Linked DNA regions of Homo sapiens: region 2 is linked to region 1. Evidence: chromatin contacts called from ENCODE Hi-C data. All regions are on one chromosome and are shown on one strand. Each heading gives the region's core, a stretch centred on a gene start or an enhancer-like site at or near the end of the contact. The rest is flanking DNA. Distances are from core to core; before and after follow the strand shown.

Region 1 (5,920 bases), core at 962-3,461:
CAGAGTTTCACTCTTGTCACCCAGGCTGGAGTGCAGTGGCGTGATCTTGGCTCACTGCAACCTCCGCCTCCTGGGTTCAAGCATTTCTCCTGCCTCAGCCTACTGAGTAGCTGGGATTACAGGCATGCATCACCACACCTGGCTAATTTTTGTATTTTTAATAGAGATGGGGTTTCACCATATTGGTCAGGCTGGTCTTGAACTCCTAACCTCCAGTGATCCGCCCACCTCAGCCTCCCAAAGTGATGGGATTACAGGCGTGAGCCCCCATGCCCGACCTGGGGTCTTATTATGTTGTCCAGGCTGGTCTCGAAATCCTGTGCTCGAGTGATCTGCTCACCTCAACCTCCCAGGGTGCTGGATTACAGGTGTGAGCCACTGTGCCTGGCTGATGTAACTAATACTCCATTCTACCTCCATTCTACAACAATGTGCTTTTTCCCTACTCAAATCTTCTCACTTCCTGCATGTTGACGTGGAGTTTCAGCTCATTCACCTGCATTTTTATAATGCGTGCTCTGTTGTGTGAGTATGCCACCATCTAGTTCTCTTATTTATTTATTTATTTTTTTAGATGGAGTTTCACACTTGTCGCCCTGGCTGGAGTGCAGTGGCATGATTTCGGCTCACTGCAACCTCCACCTCCCAGGTTCAAGCATTTCTCCTGCCTCAGCCTCCTGAGTAGCTGGAACTACAGGCATGAGCCACCACCCCAGCTAATTTTTGTATTTTTAGTAGAGACAGGGTTTCATCATATTGGCCAGGCTGGTCTTGAACTCCTGACCTTGTGATCCACCTGCCTCGGCCTTCCAACGTGCTCTTTCTCATTTTTTTGCTATTACAATACCAGTTTTTGATGCTCTGAAACGTCAGGGAGGCACCTTGCCTGCCTGTGTTCCTGTGGGCAGGAGACGCAGGGGCTGCCTTGTAAGCAGGCGAATATGACCCCAGAAGGGGACAGCTGGTCTGAGGGACGCGGGTGTGCTCAAATGTAAAGCCCAGTTTGTTGGGTTGGCCCGCGCACAGGAGTCGAGAATCTGGTCCTGACATAGCAGAGGCATGGTGGGCGTGTGTGGAACACCTGACTATTTTCATTGTTTTGTTTTCTGCTTCCAATGTGCCATTTTATGGTGTGGAAGTAAAGTCCAGCTGTGTTTGTTTTGATTTTTTCTTGAGATGGAGTTTGGCTCTGTCACCCAGGCTGGAGTGCAGTGGCACGATCTCAGCTTACTGCAACCTCTGTCCCCCAGGTTCAAGCGATTCTCCTGCCTCAGCCTCCCAAGTAGCTGGGATTGTAGGCCTGTGCCACCATGCCCGGCTAATTTTTGTATTTTTAGTAGAGATGGGGTTTTACTATGTTGGCCAGGCTGGTCTTAAATTCCCAACCTCAGGTGATCCACCCCGCTTGGCCTCTCAAAGTGTTAGGATTACAGGCGTGAGCCACTGTGCTGGCCAAAGTCCAGTTTTATTAAATAAGAAACCAAGACCGGATATATGGGGGCTCATGCCTGTGATCTCAGCATGTTGGGAGATCAAGGCAATAGGATTGCTTCAGCCCGGGAATTTGAGGTTGCAAGGCTGGGCACGGTGGCTCACGCCTGTAATCCCAGCACTTTGGGAGGCCGAGGCGGGTGGATCACAAGGTCAGGAGATCGAGACCATCCTGGCTAACACGGTGAAACCCCGTCTCTACTAAAAATACAAAAATTAGCTGGGCTTGGTGGCGGGCACCTGTAGTCCCAGCTACTCGGGAGGCTGAGGCAGGAGAATGGCGTGAACCCAGGAGGCGGAGCTTGCAGTGAGCCAAGATTGTGCCACTGTACTCCAGCCTGGGCAACAGAGCAAGACTGTCTCAAAAAGAAAAAAAAAAAAAAAAAAAAAAGGAATTTGAGGTTGCAGTGGGCCATGATGACACCACGGCACTCCAGCCAGGGTGACAGAGCAAGACCCTAACTGGAAAAAAAAAAAAGAGAAACCCAAACTTTACACAATGTTTCCTGAAATTGTGGAATTCAACCTGCCCACCCAGGGTCCACGGTGCCATTTCACTCTCCCGTCTGCAAATTGTCAGAGCCCCAGATTCCTGGTGGACTTGGGGTTATCAGATTTTCTTCCCACTTCCCCTCTCGCCACCAGTCTAACAAAGGCACGTGGGCCAGTGGAGCTCACGTGGTTCTGCTGCCCTTTTTATAGCTGAGGACACCAAGGCCTGAGTGCTGCCCTGCCCGGTCTAGGGTCACACGGCAAGGAAAGTGTGTCCTCGAGGCTGAGCCCAGGCAGTCTTACAGCCCGGCCTGTTTTCTGCTTCTTCAGGCTGGACAGGCCCCAGGTAGGAGGAGACATGACGCTCTGCATCCTGGAAGGATGACTGGAGCCAGCAGGCCGAGAGTTGGGAACGTTTGAGCCTAGAGACTTGGGGACCAGGGAGGCGGAGGCGGCATGTGCCAGGGAGGTCCTGAGCTGGCTTCAGTGGACTGGGGTAGAACCGGGAGAGCTGCACGCAGGCAGGTGAGGCCCAGGTGGGTTTGGGGCCTCAGCCCTTATTCACCCCACTCCCCCCCAGGCTGCGGGGTCCCCGCCATCCACCCTGTGCTCAGCGGCCTGTCCAGGATCGTGAATGGGGAGGACGCCGTCCCCGGCTCCTGGCCCTGGCAGGTGTCCCTGCAGGTGAGGGGGTTCTGCAAGGTGGGGGGCACCCTGGGTAGGGGCCAGGCTGGGGGTGCCCCCGGGTGGGAGGTGCTGACCCTCCCCATCTTGCTCACAGGACAAAACCGGCTTCCACTTCTGCGGGGGCTCCCTCATCAGCGAGGACTGGGTGGTCACCGCTGCCCACTGCGGGGTCAGGTGAGGACCGGGCAGCCTTGGGCTCCGCTTCCAGCACCGGTCGGGTGGGAGGGGAGCAGGGCATGTTCTCTCACCCACAACGCTCTGCCCAGGACCTCCGACGTGGTCGTGGCTGGGGAGTTTGACCAGGGCTCTGACGAGGAGAACATCCAGGTCCTGAAGATCGCCAAGGTACCCAGGCCCCGTGCAGCAGAGGGCAGGGCCGTGGGCACGGGGGGAGACCCCTCGGCTGCTTCAGGGACAGGCGCCCAGTGGGGCCGGGCCGGCCTCGAGATTCCCATTCCGGCCCTGGGGATGGACTGCTCCTTAACGGGCACCAGGGAAGGAGTCTGTCCTCGAAGCCTGCAGGTCCTGCCTCCTCCCAGGGCCTCACCCCGGCACTCTGGCCCCCACCCCCAGGTCTTCAAGAACCCCAAGTTCAGCATTCTGACCGTGAACAATGACATCACCCTGCTGAAGCTGGCCACACCTGCCCGCTTCTCCCAGACAGTGTCCGCCGTGTGCCTGCCCAGCGCCGACGACGACTTCCCCGCGGGGACACTGTGTGCCACCACAGGCTGGGGCAAGACCAAGTACAACGGTGAGGGGCCGCGGGGCTGCCTCTGGGGTCTGGGCTGCCTGGCCGTGGAGTCCCCCCGTGACCGTTTGGCTCTAAATTCCAACACGCTCCTAACTGCCCGTTCGTTATTGAAAATCTTCTGAATTTAAAATCCCCCAAATGCAAATAAAATCCAGGTCGGATCATGAGGAGCCTGCACAGGGAGCTTCTGAGCAGCGCCCGGCCGGGTGAGCCCTGCCCTGGCTGACCTGCCTGGAGTCGCAGCGTGGGGCTCCCACCCGGGCAGGGCCGAGGCCCCCTTGTCCCACAGGCGCTTCTGAGGCTCCAGGGGCCGTACCCAACATCGTGGTGATGGTGCAGGGTAGGGCAGGCGTGTCGGCCCCGGGTCTCTCCCTCCACTCTTGGCTGAGTGAGCCCAGGGGCCCTGACCCTCCTCCTGTCCTGCAGCCAACAAGACCCCTGACAAGCTGCAGCAGGCAGCCCTGCCCCTCCTGTCCAATGCCGAATGCAAGAAGTCCTGGGGCAGGAGGATCACCGACGTGATGATCTGTGCCGGGGCCAGTGGCGTCTCCTCCTGCATGGTGAGGCTGGCCCTGCCCAGGCCCTGGCCAGGCGAGCGGGGTGCAGGGGAGGTCTGGGCTTTCCACCCCTCTCTGCTCTCATCTACTAACCCCACTCCTTCCTGGGTGTCAGAGTCGCCTTGTTGCAAAATTCCATGGCCAATGTCAGAGCCAATGGCTCTTGGAGTTGTGCAGTGCACAATCTGGACCGTGGATCCCAGCAGGACAGCGGGCTCCAGCAGCCCTCCCTCCCTCACACGGACCCCTTGGCCAGCCCCACCATGCTCTTCCTCCTATTGGTCAAACCAGCTTTACTGAGCTGCCATTAAAGGGTCCCATTCCAGGGCTGGCTCAGGCTTCCAGGGGCATGAACCACATAAGCAGCTACTAGGGTCTTTCATAACCCACGCAACAGCACATGCTGAGCCTTTGCTGTGTGTGGGGTCCTGGACTGGACTCTGGGAACAATGTCCAGTGGCCCCTGGGACCAGTCTGTCTCGGCTGCCAGATCCAAGCCCCCTTCTCCCTCTCCCACAGGGCGACTCTGGCGGCCCCCTGGTCTGCCAAAAGGATGGAGCCTGGACCCTGGTGGGCATTGTGTCCTGGGGCAGCGACACCTGCTCCACCTCCAGCCCTGGCGTGTACGCCCGTGTCACCAAGCTCATACCTTGGGTGCAGAAGATCCTGGCTGCCAACTGAGCCCGCGGCTCCCTCCGACCCTGCTCCCCACAGAGCCTCAGTAAACCCATGGAACACACGTCGGCGCTGTCCGTCTTCTGTTTTGGGGCCTCCAAGGCCTCACTCCACTCCGGAACCTGGGCCCCCACTGGGCTGGACTGGGCTGGGCTAGGCATGGGCGGCCTCTGGGAGGACCCTTCCTTAGTCCCCTCTCCCACCACTCAGGCTCCTGCTTCCCAGAGAGTGGCCAGGAACACACGGGCAGATGAAAAGGGGTGCAGAGACAGACGGGGGATCTGGCTGGTGGGGACCGGGTGGACCTTGGCCCCCATCCTCAGCACCTGCCCCCAGGCGACAGGTTCTTGCCACCCACCCTTGCTCTCTTGCTCTGGGCCCTGCAGGAGGGCGTGGGCAGCGTGGGGGCTGTGGGGGGATGAGCTCACTCTGGCCCCACAGACCTGTGGCTCCAAGGAATCTTCCCACGGCCACTCCTAGGGCTGCCAGACATACGCTGGAGCCAGGAGCGTTATCAACGCAAGGACTGGTGATGAGGTGGGTGGTGTCGAGGTGGGCCGTGATTGGTGGGCTCAGGGGACAGTATGGGGACCCTCTGACATCCCATGGCCTTTCTCTGGATCACTGGCTTCCCCCTGGCAGTGACTTTTTTTTTTTTTTTTTTGAGACAGAGTCTCACTCTGTCGCCCAGGCTGGGGTGCAGTGGTGCGATCTCACCTTCCAAGTAGCTGGGACTACAGGCGCCCGCCACCATGCCCGGCTAATTGTTTTGTATTTTTTTAGTAGAGACGGGGTTTCACCGTGTTAACCAGGATGGTCTCGATCTCCTGACCTCGTCATCCGCCCGCCTTGGCCTCCCAAAGTGCTGCGATTACAGGCCTGAGCCACCGCGCCCAGCCCTATGGCAATGACTCTTAAAAGTTCGAGGCTCAGGCAGGCCGGGAGCCCCAGGTCAAACATGCCCATCCCCAGCCCCAAATGCCCAGAAGCAAAAAGCCCGCCGTGCCATGTTTCATCAAGGCACCACATCCTCCGTGGCCAGATCGTCCTCCCCTTCCTCCTCACACCCTGCCAGCTGGCCCCCGCCCCTCTGGCCGCTACCCCCACCCCCTCGGCCGTGCTTGGGGCATCTGTTTCCTCCCTTCCTTAGCCCCCGCACCCTCAGACCCTCCACACCCTACGATTCTGCCTCCTGAGGGGCTCCTGCATCCACGCCTTTTGCCCACCCCTCACCCCCAGCCCCTGCACCCTCTGGACTTGGGCG
Region 2 (5,920 bases), core at 1,581-4,080, 370 kb after region 1:
TGGCGCGATCTCAGGTCACTGCAACCTCCTTCTCCTGGGTTCAAATGGTTCTCCTGCCTCAACCTACCGAGTAGCTGGGATTACAGGCGCCCGCCACCACGCCCAGCTGATTTTTGTTTTTTTAGTAGAGATGGCGTTTCACCATGTTGGCCAGGCTGGTCTCAAACTCCTGACCTGAGGTGATCCACCTGCCTCCGCCTCCCAAAGTGTTGGGATTACAGACGTGAGCCACCATGCCTGGCCGGGCTCTGCTCTTAAGATCTAATCACCTCCCAAAGACCCCACCTCTGATACCATAATTCTGGGAGTTACGATTTCAACATAGGAATCTGGGGGGACACAAACATTCAGACCATAGCAGCTCTCATCTTTCATGAAGGAGGCACAGAGCCGGGCGGCACCACCTACCTGCTTTAGCACAGGTGAGTGAGCACTGTCATCAGAGCTGGTTTAACTGCACTTGCCACTCCATCACCCCGACTGCCTTCTCCCACTGTCAGCTGGCTTCACAGCCCAGCAGTTACTGACATGTTAGTAAAGAAGGACATTCACAGTGGCACTGGGTAAGCTGAAGAACAAAAGTACAGCATGAAAATGCCAGCTGAAAAGGCATTCACTGGAGGTCAAAAAGGTTCACAAGAGGCAGCAATAAACAGGGAAGTTGATGAAACTTTGGGTTGGGGGATGCACGTCCCGAAACTTACATTAAGAAAAGCTCTTTCAATTAACAAAATCGAATTCAGAGCAAACGGGTGAACTGGACTGAGTGTGCCTCTATTGTTGGGTAAAGCTTAGTAATACTGCCCACAGTATCATTTGCCAGAGATTTCTTGAGAGGTTGCACAGAAAGGTCTTGTTGTTGAACTGAAGAAAAATGTTGGGAATGGCTCTGTGATCCTGCCTGTTGTCAGGTTGGTTTCACCAGCAAGGGGCCCACCGTACCTCTCCTGTGGAGACACTGCTTAGTTTCAATGTGCTTTTCATTCTCTTGGCTGCCTGAGCAAATGGCCATCACTGTTTCCATTGTGAGCTCTTCCCCTTCCGGAGCTGAGCCCAAGTACAGGGAACATGTGCTGGAGACCAACATTTGGCAGCCTGGGTCCCACTTGGAGTGACTTTCTGCCACTCCCTTTCCTCCCACAGAGACATTTCCCTGCATTTGGTCACTGAAAAGCAGTGCCGGACAGGCTTGTTCTAAAAGCTGATTCCTAACCCTACTGGCTCATATGAATGAGGGGCAAAAAATCCATACCCAAATTCAGAGCCCAGGTTAGTCGATTGAGACAAAATTTATTTTCAGGCCGGGTGCGGTGGCTCATGCCTGTAATCCCAGCACTTTGGCAGGCAGAGGCGGGAGGATCACCTGAGGTCGAGAGTTCGAGACCAGCCTGACCTTCATGGAGAAACCCCATCTCTACTAAAAATACAAAATTAGCCGGGCATGGTGGCACATGCCTGTAATCCCAGGTACTCGGGAGGCTGAGGCAGGAGAATCGCTTGAACCCAGGAGGTGGAGGTTGTGGTAAGCCCAGATCACGCCGGTGTACTCCAGCCTGGACAACAAGAGTGAAACTCTGTCTAAAAAACAAAAAAGTTATTTTCATCCCTCCCTTGTCACCAACATGACTGAGGCCATATGTAGTCACATCAACAATGGGCAGTTTCCTAGAGAAAATTTCTCTTTGTATTATCTATCCAATTAATAATTTTTATGAGAATCCTACCTAACAGTTGAAAAAAACTGAGCATCCTAAATGCGAGGATCTAATTTGGTAGGACAGATGAGAAGTTATAAGTAGAGGTTACATACTTTCCCCACATACACATAGAAGTTAGTGGCAGAACTGGTACTAGGACACAATTGCTTGAGTATCTAGGCCCAGTTTTATTCTACTACACAAAGTAATAAGGGCTATGTTTTTGTTTTTTTGCATTTTAAATTTGAGGTATAATTACGTAAAGTACACGAACATTAACGTGTAGACTTAATTTCGACAAATGTTTACACCAATATAATCAACGCTCCAATCAAAACACAGGATGTTTCCATCTCCCAGAGGGTGCTCCTGTGCCTCTTTCTAACTCAACCGCCTGCTCCCCATCCCCCACCACATCAGGCAATAACCACTCATCTGACATCTATCCCTTTTGATTCATTTTGGGTCCCCAGTTTTAAGAAATAAAAATTGAATTCAAACAACTTTGCCTGAAGCCCTTAAATCTTTACAGAATTTTCCTACCACTTTTGGACCATAGGTATAAAGATTTGTTTTGGATTCATCTGGATGGTGTTACAGCAAGTCAGTCTCAGCCCCAGTACAGACACGTTTAAGTTTAAAAGGATTCACATTTATAGGATGTGAAGGTCAACAATTCTTCAATATGGGGTATTAAAAAAACTACTCTTTCTGGAAAATAAATGTACTTTGTCTAAAATATCTGCCTCCTTGGCTGTTTCTGTATTCAACCATTCCTTCGGGATAGCCGCCTATGGGAAGAGCTGCTTGAGCTCTTGAAAGTAAGCACTTAGATACTAAGTATTTTTCCAGTTGGAAGCTGTCTCCTGGTTTCAATAGCTTTTCTGCTGCGGTGGGACTCATTTTAACAGCTCCTCTGGCTTTCCCAGACACCATCTCAGGAGGCAGTGGCAGTTGAAAAGATAACACTGTCCTAAGCCATTTAACTAGCCAGCAAGGGAAGTGGGTTTTAGGAGCTGGAAAATTTTGGCTAAGGCTTGCTCAGAACACTGTCTTAAATCCAAAAAGTCTTGCCAAGGTCCAGGTGGAGGCAGCTTTCCCCCAGCCACAGACACTACCAAATCAGACAGGGCTTGCATTTCTTCCGACCAGAGGCACTGGCAGCCAGGGTTGGTCATTATCTCCATAGCAGCCTTGTTTCCCCAGACAGTGAGCTCATGCTTGGCGCTGATCAACTCCATAAAACAAGGCGTTTAACCCTATGCAGAAATGACTACATGAAACCTATACAATTATTTAAATCAAGCCAAGTTTTGAAAATTATGAAGAAAATACAAATTATGCAACACAGTCATAACATTAGAACCCACTTATGGGCACAGAATAAACAGCAATGCTGAAAGTTTAAACTTCCCTGAAAGAGCCAAATTCCAGAAGACAGTAATTCTGCGGAATTCAGCTGCCTAAAGCAGCTTGTGAGGTTCCTCTTCCCTATGCAACATTGCCTCTACGTGTTTTCTGGTGTTAATGCAGTTTAAGATAGAGAAATCTTTTTCCACTAATTTTTATTTCATTTAAAAAATTTATTTAAAAAATATAATTAACATGGTTCAAAATTTTAAAAGGGTAAAACCAAACACAGCATATTCTCACTCATAGGTGGGAACTGAACAATGAGAACACATGGACACAGGAAGGGGAACATCACACTCTGGGGCCTGTTGTGGGGTGGGGGGAGGGGGGAGGGATAGCATTGGGAGATATACCTAATGCTAGATGACGAGTTAGTGGGTGCAGCGCACCAGCATGGCACATGTATACATATGTAACTAACCTGCACAATGTGCACATGTACCCTAAAACTTAAAGTATAATAATTAAAAAAAAAATTTTTTTTAAAAGGTATTCAGTAAAAAGTCTCCCTCCCACTCCTTGGACCCCAGCCATCCTTTTTCCTGTTCGATGACTGGTTTCTTGTAAGTCGATTCAGAGATACTTTAGTATATACAAGCTAAACAGTTACATATCTTTCATGCCTTTTTTTTTTTTGAAACGGAGTTTTGCTCTTGTTGCCCAGCCTGGAGTGCAATGGCCTGATCTTGGCTCACCACAACCTCCGCCTCTCGGGTTCAAGCGATTCTCCTGACAGCCTCCCGAGTAGCTGGGATTATAGGCATGCACCACTACGCCCGGCTAATTTTTAATTTTTAGTAGAGACGAGGTTTCTCCATGTTGGCCAGGCTGCTCCTGAACTCCCAACCTCAGGTGATCCGCCTGCCTCAGTCTCCCAAAGTGCTGGGATTACAGGCATGAGCCACTGCGCCCGGCCTCTTTCATGCTTTTTTAATATAAATGGCATGGTTGTAATGCTGTTCTGTGCTTTGCTTTCTTTGGATTCACTGTATTTAGAAACAGAACTTAGAAGATATATTTAAATCAAGCAAAATTATATGTTTATTTAATCTTTGACCCAACAATCCCACTTCTAAGACTATCCAAAAGATACAGTGGCAAAAATACAAATTGTTGTATATATGATATGGATTTATGACTACTGCTAGAGTGAAGAAAAAACCAGGGAGGGGACAAGGATGAAAGACCTCTCTGAGTGTACCTTTCTTCAAAGAAAACTAGTTCTAGCCAGGTGTGGTAGCTCATGCCTGTAATCCTAGCACTCTGGGAGGCCAAGATGGGAGGATCGTTTGAGGCCAGGAATTAAAGACCAATCTGGCCATCATAGTGAGACCCCGTCTCTATTTTTTAAAAAACAAACAAGGGGGCCGGGCGCAGTGGCTCACGCCTGTAATCCCAGCACTTTGGGAGGCCGAGGCGGGCGGATCATGAGGTCAGGAGATCGAGACCATCCTGGCTAACACGGTGAAACACCGTCTCTACTAAAAATACAAAAAATTAGCTGGGCATGGTGGTGGGCGCCTGTAGTCCCAGCTACTCAGGAGGCTGAGGCAGGAGAATGGCGTGAACCCAGGAGACGGAGCTTGCAGTGAGTCGTGATCGCACCACTGCACTCTAGCCTGGGTGACAGAGCAAGACTCTGTCTCAAAAAATAAATAAATAAATAAAATAAAATAAAAAAATAAAAAACAAAACAAAACTAGTTTCAACTTTGGAATCATACAAACATTTTACATAATTTTTTAAAAGGTATCCCTAAAAACTGAAAGTAAAATTATGTACAGATTTGGAGCAATAACTAGAGAGGAACTATTTCAAGTGACTTAAAAGACAATTGTTAGAAGCAGGGTTTCTTAACCTCAGCATGACTGACATTTTGAGCCAGATAATTATTTGTGGGGAGTGGGGGTGGGGACAGGGCAGTTGTCCTGTGCATCATGCGACGTTAGCAGCATCCAAGGCTCAGCGAGCTTCTATAATTGGCAACAACTGGCACATACTGCCATACATCATTGCTGGGAGGATTAAGTGCTGTCTGTGCGACACCACTGGGGGAGTGTTTTAAAATATAGGTTTTAGGTGGCCCGACGTGGTGGCTCATGCCTGTAATCCCAGCACTATGGAAGGCCAAGGTGGGAAGATCATTTGAGCTCAAGCATTCGAGACTAGCCTGGGCAACACAGCAAGACACCCGTCTCCAAAAAAGTAAGATAAAAAAATATAAAATATAGGTTTTATTATTATTCAAGTATGGTGAGGGCAATAGATCAGGTGACTGCCATTGACAAGAAAGCTTGTTGTACTTACAGATTCCAAAAGGGGCATGGCACGCCACAGGGAGCCACACTGGAAGCCCAGGGTCAGTGAGGAGGTAGAGGGAACGATGGGATCAAGTGGAGTAAGAGCCTTGTGATCTCCATGGGAAGGAAGGGGCAAGGCCGAGTAAACAGACTGGCGAGTTCGAATAATTTCAGCAGGCTGTGGGGCCTAGGGGCTGTCCCTAGCTTTCTGGTACCTGGCCCTGCGGTGATTAGGGCAGGTGGATATCCCAGAGTATGGGATATTGGCTCAGAGTATGAGACGTCCTGTAAAGGAGAGATTGGGGTATGGGCTCCAGATTGGTTGGTTTACATATGAAAGGAGCAGTCATAGGTGAGTCATTTACTCTCTCCAGGAATTGGCTAGCCTTGGGAGGAACAATCTCTCCACCGAGTGAGCAAGGCCCCTCCCATGTCAAAGAATCAAACACGCACGGTTCATATTGAGGGTACAACTGGAAGCTTGTGCTTGTTTTCTGCTGGACTTCGCTC

What was found. Hi-C counts contacts between places; a loop is a spot of excess contacts on that map. Pooled maps may share reads with other maps.
Region 2: a loop to region 1 is called in a pooled map, with 4 times the contacts of the local background. The contact joins two enhancer-like sites. A Hi-C loop is called at or near these places in 2 of 50 pooled maps.

Annotation. Positions count from the first base shown.
Region 1 is chr16:75,220,205-75,226,124 of GRCh38, forward strand. CTRB1 (chymotrypsinogen B1) reads left to right here. Exons shown (of 7, transcript NM_001906.6): 2 at 2,564-2,667; 3 at 2,765-2,844; 4 at 2,937-3,015; 5 at 3,244-3,424; 6 at 3,851-3,984; 7 at 4,501-4,720. The coding sequence ends at 4,662. Among named protein-coding and RNA genes, the nearest start is that of CTRB1, 4.2 kb to the left of the region's middle. Within about 2 kb of position 2,212, at least 4 of the 41 ENCODE cell types and tissues checked have a DNase peak (open chromatin) inside an H3K27ac peak, as active enhancers do.
Region 2 is chr16:75,588,466-75,594,385 of GRCh38, forward strand. No RefSeq gene overlaps it. Among named protein-coding and RNA genes, the nearest start is that of GABARAPL2, 25 kb to the left of the region's middle. RefSeq lists enhancers at 4,628-5,625, 5,626-5,920. Within about 2 kb of position 2,831, at least 17 of the 41 ENCODE cell types and tissues checked have a DNase peak (open chromatin) inside an H3K27ac peak, as active enhancers do.